2 separate regions of the Homo sapiens genome follow, and region 1 is linked to region 2. A link is an interaction called in ENCODE POLR2A ChIA-PET data of the cell type or tissue named here. Cell type or tissue: CD4-positive, alpha-beta T cell. All regions are shown on one strand.

Evidence for each region. ChIA-PET counts read pairs that join two places held together with the same protein. Peaks named below come from ENCODE experiments on the same cell type or tissue, not always from the same donor. Only the 100,000 strongest peaks of a DNase experiment are listed, where the experiment ranks them.
Region 1: POLR2A ChIA-PET joins it to region 2 with 5 read pairs; 7 of 35 experiments call an interaction of 5 or more read pairs at or near these places.

What each region holds. Positions count from the first base shown.
Region 1 is chr5:80,216,383-80,220,382 of GRCh38, reverse strand. The region is part of intron 1 of SERINC5 (serine incorporator 5); the gene reads left to right. Among named protein-coding and RNA genes, the nearest start is that of SERINC5, 38 kb to the left of the region's middle. In CD4-positive, alpha-beta T cell, no CTCF peak of the experiment used is centred here; a DNase peak (open chromatin) is centred at 1,622; H3K27ac peaks cover 394 bases.
Region 2 is chr5:80,268,578-80,272,577 of GRCh38, reverse strand. No RefSeq gene overlaps it. Among named protein-coding and RNA genes, the nearest start is that of SERINC5, 15 kb to the right of the region's middle. RefSeq lists a silencer at 1-2. In CD4-positive, alpha-beta T cell, no CTCF peak of the experiment used is centred here; a DNase peak (open chromatin) is centred at 2,337; H3K27ac peaks cover 2,130 bases.

The DNA of each region.
Region 1 (4,000 bases), 52 kb after region 2:
GCATTGAGGTCCATTGTGTATGATTTTGTTGCCGGAGTGCTAGTCTTCACAATCTAGGGCTGATAGAAGACTTCTGCCTTGTAATTTTAAAAAGTAGAGGGAACACCGCTGCCAATATGAGCAAGTTACTTGTTTCTATCTCTCTCTCTCTTTTTTTTTTTTATTTTTATTTATTGAGACAGAGTCTTGCTCTGTCGCCCAGGCTGGAGTATGGTGGCGCTGTCTGGGCTCACTGCAACCTCCGCCTCTGAGTTAAAGCGATTCTCCTGCCTTGCTCTCCTGAGTAGCTGGGATTACAGGCATGTGCCACCATACCCAGCTAGTTTTTTGTATTTTTAGTAGAGGCGGGGTTTGGCCATGTTGGCCAGGCTGGTCTTGAACTCCTGACCTCAGGTGATCCACCTGCCTCGGCCTCCAAAGTGCTGGGATTACAGGCGTGAGCCACCGCGCCTGGCCTGTGACTTGCTTCTATCTCTGTACTCCCGTACTTGGTTGTGTGTAGCCAATACCCTGAATGAAAAAAAACAAAAAGGTAAAGGTTGGCGGGTGGTGATGTAAGGTTATTTTCATTTCTGTTGATGATAGAAGAAATAAGTATAAGCACCTTCATTTGGCCCTGGTTCCTTTTGCAAATGTATTTTAAGAACATAAACAGGAGTTTCTCAAGCTGGGGGCGAAGGGGTAATTGCATGACAGTTCTCTGCCAGTTGGTGCCATCGAGGCAGCTGGTGCTTGAATGCAGGCATCCTCACAAAGGCTGTCTAGGGCTTTGTGCCAGCTTGCCTTGGAATGAGGACCTGCTCCAGAAGTGGGTGGAGGGGTGCTGATAAAACCCACTGGGCATCTGGCAGTGCTTGCTTGAAAAGGCAATGAACAGCGGCTATTTGTTTGGGGGAAAGGCACACACCTATTCGTTCCTTCCACTTCAAGCTAGAAGTGGAAGAAGAAGATGAATTTCAAGGGTGAAAAGAGGGAAGAGCTGGAAAGAAGGTTTCCTGAAGTTTGAGGGATGATGAAGGCTAAAGTTAACTGTGAGAAAAAGTGTTTTCTCAGCTGTAGGAAAACAGTGCAGCTGTTACTCCAAGAAAAAAGCTGTTAAACCAGGACTTTCATGGCACTACCAGGCATCCAGAACATGGGGTGGGCTAGAGGAGTGAGGGCGACCCTGTAGGAGGGACATGCGTCTTGAGAGGTTAGTGTGGGCCCATGCCTCCCTTTCCCCTTCCCCTGATCTTGCCTCTGAGCACTGGTACTATCCAGGTACAGCTGTGGTTTTCCAAACCAGAGGCCTGTTGTCTGACATTTTGTTTTCTAATTTATGTATTTATGTGAAAAATATTAGAAAGACTTGAAATAATCATCTTTTATTGGACACTGAATCCTAAAGAACAGGATTTTATGGGATCTAGGGTAGGTGAAGCGTGCAAGTTTTTCCTTGTTCAGAGCCCTTGTTGCTAGACTAACCACCTTGAAAGAGAAACATATTGTTACTGGGCAGTGGAATGGGTCAGAGGTGTTCTTTTGAGCAGTGAGCCCTTTCTGTGATGTGGTTTGTGGGGAGAGCGGCCAGTGGTTGAATCTGCACGTGGGGTGATTTAGTCGGGGCTGTCAGCTTCTCAGAAGCGCAGGAAGGGAGGTAGTCGGGGGTGGGCATTACCATAGCACAGCCTGTAGCTGTTCAAGAGCACCAGACTTTTTTTTTTTTTTTTGAGACAGAGTCTTGCTCTGTCACCAGGCTGGAGTGCAATGGCGTGATCTCGGCTCACTGCAACCTCCGACTCCCTGGTTCAAGTGATTCTCCTGCCTCAGCCTCCCAAGTAGCTGGGATTACAGGCACGTGCCACCATGGAGTTTCACTCTTGTTGCCCAGGCTGGAGTGCAATAATGCAATCTTGGCTCACTGCAACCTCTGCCTCCCGGGTTCAAGTGATTCTCCTACCTCAGCCTCTCATGTAGCTGGGATTACGGGCATGTGCCATCATGCCTGGCTAATTTTGTATTTTTAGTAGAGATGGGGTTTCTTCATATTGGTCAGGCTCGTCTAGAACTTCCGACCTCAGGTGATCCGCCCACCTTGGCCTCCCAAACTGCTGGGATTACAGGCGTGAGCCACTGCGCCCAGCCAGGAACACCGGTTTTGTGGCCACCCCAGGGTTAATGCGACACATGCTGGCTTTTCGTTTTAACTGTCATGAGGGAAACCTTTCAAAATGTATTAGACTCTGAGACACTTGAAACTGCCTTCTTCCTAGGATCAGCAGAGCATTTGTTTGTTTGTTTGTTTTTGAGATGGAGCAGAGCGTTTTTTAAAGCTACTAACGATGACTTCCTTTAGTTGTCTCAAGTGTCTGTTAGTATATTGCACAGTAGATACAGAAGTGTGGAACCCAGAGGATGAGTTACTAGCTCCTTCCTTTTCCAGACTGCTGAGTTGTTTGCACTGATGTGTTTTTTGATGCTCCACTGATGGTTGTCACTAGATTTGTCCTTGAGCCAAATCACCTAACCTTTCTGGGCCTCGGTTTTCACATCAGGAAAATAGGAGGACTGGACTAGATCAGGGACTTCCAGTGCAGGTTTTGGGATGTAGCCCTGTTTAGGTTGAATTTTCTGGATGCTGAGTTTGATTAAAAAATCCACTAAAATGTGAGTTTCCTGAGAGCAGGGACTATACTACCAACTCCTAGAACCAGTACCCAGTCACTAGTAAGCATTTAATAAATACTGTATGAATATAGAACTGCATTTTTGGTATTATACTGCATCCATATGTGTTACATATTGTGCATAGAATTTCGTTTGGTGGGGAGAAGAGCTCACTCGCCGCTAAACTCTTGAAGCTTCTGGTGCACTTGAGTTCTAAGGTCCTCTGCACTCCAGCTCTCTGAGAGCAGTGAAATGAGCTCCTTTCTGTTTCCATCCCCGAGCATACGGGCATCTAGCTGGCACTGGGGCCTGTCACCAGCCTAGAAAGCACTCCGTGGCTTGGCAGGGTTTGGGGATTGGGCTGGCACATAGCACCTCTTGGAAAGGGCTTGGCAGGTTTCTCCCTTGCAGCATAATCTCCATGACACAATGAGGCAAATTTTGGGTTTAGTGTTTCACTGGCTGCCGGTTGATAAGCTACTATTTATAAAGTAGAACGAGCAGGGTTTCTGCCCACCTTCTTTTTTGCTGAGACTATTTAAAATTAACTATTTTATAAATTAAAAATAAAACTTTTAAATAAACTTATTTTAATTAAAAATTTGTAAAATAAAAATATCAAAATAAAAAAATTAAAATTAAAAATTAAGAATAAAAATGTAAACATCAAACTTACTTTATAAATGAAACGAGTTTTTACTGTATTTTATTTTATTTGTTTTTTTAGAGACAGAGTCTCACTCTGTTGCCCAGGCTGAAGTGCAGTGATGCAATCTCAGCTCAATGTAACCTCAATCTTCTGGGCTCAATCCATCCTCCTACCTCAGCCTTCCAAGTAGCCGGGACTACAGGCTTGTGTCACCATGCCTGGCTAATTTTTGTATTTTTTGTAGAGACAGTGTCTCACTATGTTACCCAGGCTGGTCTCAAACTCCTGGACTCAAGCGATCTACCCACCTCGGCCTCCCAAAGTGCTGGGATTACAGGCAGGAGCCACTGTGCCCAGCCCTAAAACTAATTAAAAAAAAATATTTAAAACCCAATGGGTACTTTTGTTTTCTCCCAGTCTCCTACACTTCTCCGTTTTGAGTTTCAAGGTTTCATTTTCTTATACCTTTTTCTTAATAGAACTTACTTAACTCACCTTTTCAGCCCTGTTCTGCCACAGGTATTTGTTGCCTCAGTGGGTGCCAGTGAATGTTCCCACAGCTCTTGTTTTTTCCTCAGTGGAAATGAAGGTGTAAAGACGGCTTTAGCTTTCCAACAAGTTTTCTCACACACATAAGTTGCCAGCATGCTCTCCTGTGTTCAGACTGAAGGTGGTGAACCCCACAGTCTGACTGTGGAGATGGCT
Region 2 (4,000 bases):
CAAGCAATTCTCCTGCCTCAGCCTCCAGAGTAGCAGGGATTACAGCACACGCCACCACGCCCAGCTAATTTTTGTATTTTAAGTAGAGATGGGGTTTCACCATGTTGACCAGGCTGGTCTCAAACTCCTGACCTCAAGTGATCAGCCTGCCCCGGCCTCCCAAAGTGCTGGGATTACAGGCGTGAGCCACTGCACCCGGTCTGTTTTTGTTTTGTTTTGTGTTTTGTTTTTTGTTTTTGAGACAGAGTTTCGCTCTGTTGCCCAGGCTGGAGTGCAGTGGCATGATTTCAGCTCACTACAACCTCCGCCTCCCGGGCTCAAGTGATTCTCCTACCTCAGCGTCCTGAGTAGCTGGGACTACAGGCATGCGCCACCATGCCCGGCTAATTTTTTTTGTATTTTTAGTAGAGACGGGGTTTCACCATGTTGGTCAGGCTGGTCTCGAACTCCTGACCTCAGGTGATCTGCCCGCCTCAGCTTCCCAAAGTGCTGGATTACAGGCGTGAGCTACCATGCCCGGCTCCTTTGTTTTAAAATTATTTCACCAGAACAAAAATATAAGGCGAGACTAACTGTGTGAGCTGTCCTCCTGAAGTGCCCTTGTGAATCTTGCCCTGCATTGGACTTAAGAGCAGAGATAAGGCTCCAAATGTTTCCAAACATACAAGTTTGGAAATAAGTGGGTCATGATGGGATTCCCTTGCCCTGGCATCCTATTACACAAGAGATAGTGGTTCTTGGTTCAGGCTCTTCCCCGCAATCAGAGGCCCCCAATGTCAACTATGGTACACAGGGGTCACAGGGGTTTACATCCTAAAATTTTGATAGCTCTGAACAAATGTTCAAATACCTGTTTGCCTGCAGGTACTTCCTGTGTGAATGTTGCCAGAGATGGAGAACTCCTTGGATTAGGTTAAGGTAGTCTCCTCTTGAGGGTTCCCATGGAGCAGAGCTTAAAGGGAAGATGGAGGCAAACATCACCTATTGTACAGCTGCTCCAGCCAGGCTGACCACCAGCTTCTGGCTGCACTGAGCGCATAGGCAGAGGCTGCAAGCATTTGACATTCTTAAAGACATCAACACGAAGAGGCTTTACAACGTCTACTGGTATTTTTTTCCTGCCAAGCAAAGAACCTTATGCTTATTCTTAGGGTGGCAGGTAAGACATTCTACTCTGTCTCCTATTTTTTCCTTTTTTTTTTTTTTGAGATGGAGTCTTGCTCTCTTGCCCAGGCTGGAGTGCAGTGGCGCAATCTTGGCTCACTGCAAACTCTGCCTCCTGCGTTCAAGTGATTCTCCTGCTTCAGCCTCCCAGGCACCCGTCGTCATGCTCAGCTAATTTTTGAATTTTTAGTAGAGACAGGGTTTCACCATGTTGGCCAGGCTGGTCTCACCTGACCTTGGGTAATCTGCCCACCTTAGCCTCCCAAAGTGTTGGGATTACAGAAGTGAGCCACCACGCCCGACCTGTCTCCTGTTTTTTCAAAAGCCCTTGTGTTCCAAAGGCATTTGAAAATAATAGTACCAGGAAACCTTGTACCCTTTTTTTTTGAGACAGAGTCTTGCTCTGTCGCCCAGGCTGGAGTGTAGTGGCACATCTCAGCCCACTACAACCCCCCGCCTCCTGGGTTCAAGCAATTCCTTTGCCTCAGCCTCCCGAGTAGCTGAGCTGAGATTACAGGTATGTGCCATCATGCCTAGCTAATTTTTGTATTTTTAGTGGAGATGGGGTTTCACTATGTTGGACAGGCTGGTCTTGAACTCCTGGCCTCAAGTGATCCACCCTCCTCAGCCTCCCAAAGTGCTGGGATTACAGGCATGAGTCACCATGCCTGGTTGAAATCTTATACTTCTAAATGAGAAACCTCTCAAAGTTATCTCCTTGATAAGGGTGTGAAGTCATCGCCAGTAGCTTTTTAGGAGCTAGATGGTAAATCTGGAGGCTGACAACAGCAATTTTCATAAATTGCTACCTAAAGTTTTTGAGAGAGAATCCAGTTGAGCCTTTTCTCTGCTCAGTGGCCAGCCTTTTGCTTTCTTCCTTCTCTTATTTTTACCCTTCCACTTTCAAGTCTACAATGTGGCTTTAACTCTGTGTTTTCCACTAATTGGTCCCATGTCCCAGCAAGCAAAATTTGATGCCTGTTGCCTTCCTCAGATTACTGTGGCTCAAGTCACATACACCTATGTTGAATTTCATATTTTGAGTGGTAGACCATAAATGAACGTGCTTAGGACACCATTTCCTTCTTTAGAAATATAGTCTGAAGATGGAATGGAAGTCTACTGTGGTTTTTTTGTTGTTCTTGTTTTTGAGACAGAGTTTCCGCTCTGTTGCCCAGGCTGGAGTTCAGTGGCACAATGTCAGTTCACTGCAACCTCCACCTCCCAGGTTCAAGCAAGTCTCCTGCCTCAGCCACCTGAGTAGCTGGGGTTACAGGCGCGTGCACCACCAAGCCCAGCCAATTTTTGTATTTTAGTAGAGACGAGGTTTTACTATGTTGGCTAAGCTGGTCTTGAACTCCTGACCTCAGGTGATCCGCCCCCCCACCTCGGCCTCCCAACGTGCTGGGAGTACAGGTGTGGGCCATTGCACCCGGCCAGTCTGCTTCTTTTAAATAAAGCAAAGGCATAAGAACATTTTCTTGGCCCAGCACAGTGGCTCATGCCTGTAATCCCAGCACTTTCGGAGGCTGAGGCGGGCGGATCACGAGGTCAGGAGTTTGAGACCAGCCTGGCCAACATGGTGAAACCCCGTCTCTACTAAAAATACAAAAATTAGCCGGGCGCAGTGGCAGGCGCCTGTAATCCCAGCTACTCGGGAGGCTGAGACAGGAGAATCGCTTGAACCCGGGAAGCGAAGGTTGCAGTGAGCAGAGATCATGCCACTGCACCACTCCAGCCCGGGTGATAGAGCAAGACTCCGTCTTGGGGGGTTAAAAAAAACAACATTTATTCTTGCCTTCAGTTTGTAGAATTAGCATGGAAAAAAAAAACACAAAAAGAAAATATCCAAAATTATTGATTGAGTAATGTCATTCAATAAATGCATACTTTTTCTTTTTTTTCAAGAAGTTGTTTCTAAACTTCTCATTTGGACTTCAGAGTCATTAACTTTCTTCATTGAGTGTTTTCTCCCTTTTCATTAAAGAGGGAAACAAAATGAAATGGTTTATGAACATTTTCTTATCATCTTCTCTCAGCCATTTAAAATTCTCCTTCTGTTGAATCTAAATGTTCTGTAACTGAAATCCCATTATGAATAAATAGGCTGGACTGTCTTCCTGTGAAACCTCAGGGAGCTCCTTCCGCCTTTCTAACCTTCATAGAACAATGTAAACATCTTCCAAGTGAAACCCGCAATGAAGGCCTTTTGTTGATTTTCATGGAACTATATGGTTGCACAGGCAGTTAGCTGGCGGTGGTTATTTTAAAACCAAGCACCTCCAAAGAGAGTTTACTTCAAAGTATGCATCTTATAAAGTGAATTTAAAAGAAACTGACAGGAGTCCTCTCTTTAAATACACGTTAAAAAGATAAGTCAACACACAGTGCTGTTATTTGAAGAAATGGGCTTACCTCTTGTACTTCCTCTCAGGAAATTAATTAGAATGGATTAACCAAGAAAACTGAAAAGAGAGACTTGTCTCGCCTTTGTGTGTTTTTTTCTTTCCCCTCTCAGCCTCAAACATAGCTGAATGTGTTTACTTGAAATCAGGATGTGGAAAGTTTTTTGAATTGATTTTAAAACCAAAGAAGCCAGAATAATTTTCCATGGTATTCAGAATCACAGGAATGAGCTCTGTTCAGAAATGGTTTTTGGGTTTTTTTTGAGACGGAGTCTCGCTCTGTCGCCCAGGCTGGAGTGCAGTGGCGTGAACTCGGCTCACTGCAACCTCCGCCTCCTGGGTTCACGCCATTCTCCTGCCTCAGCCTCCCGAGTAGCTGGGACTACAGGCACCCGCCACCACGCCCGGCTAATTTTTTGTATTTTTTGGTA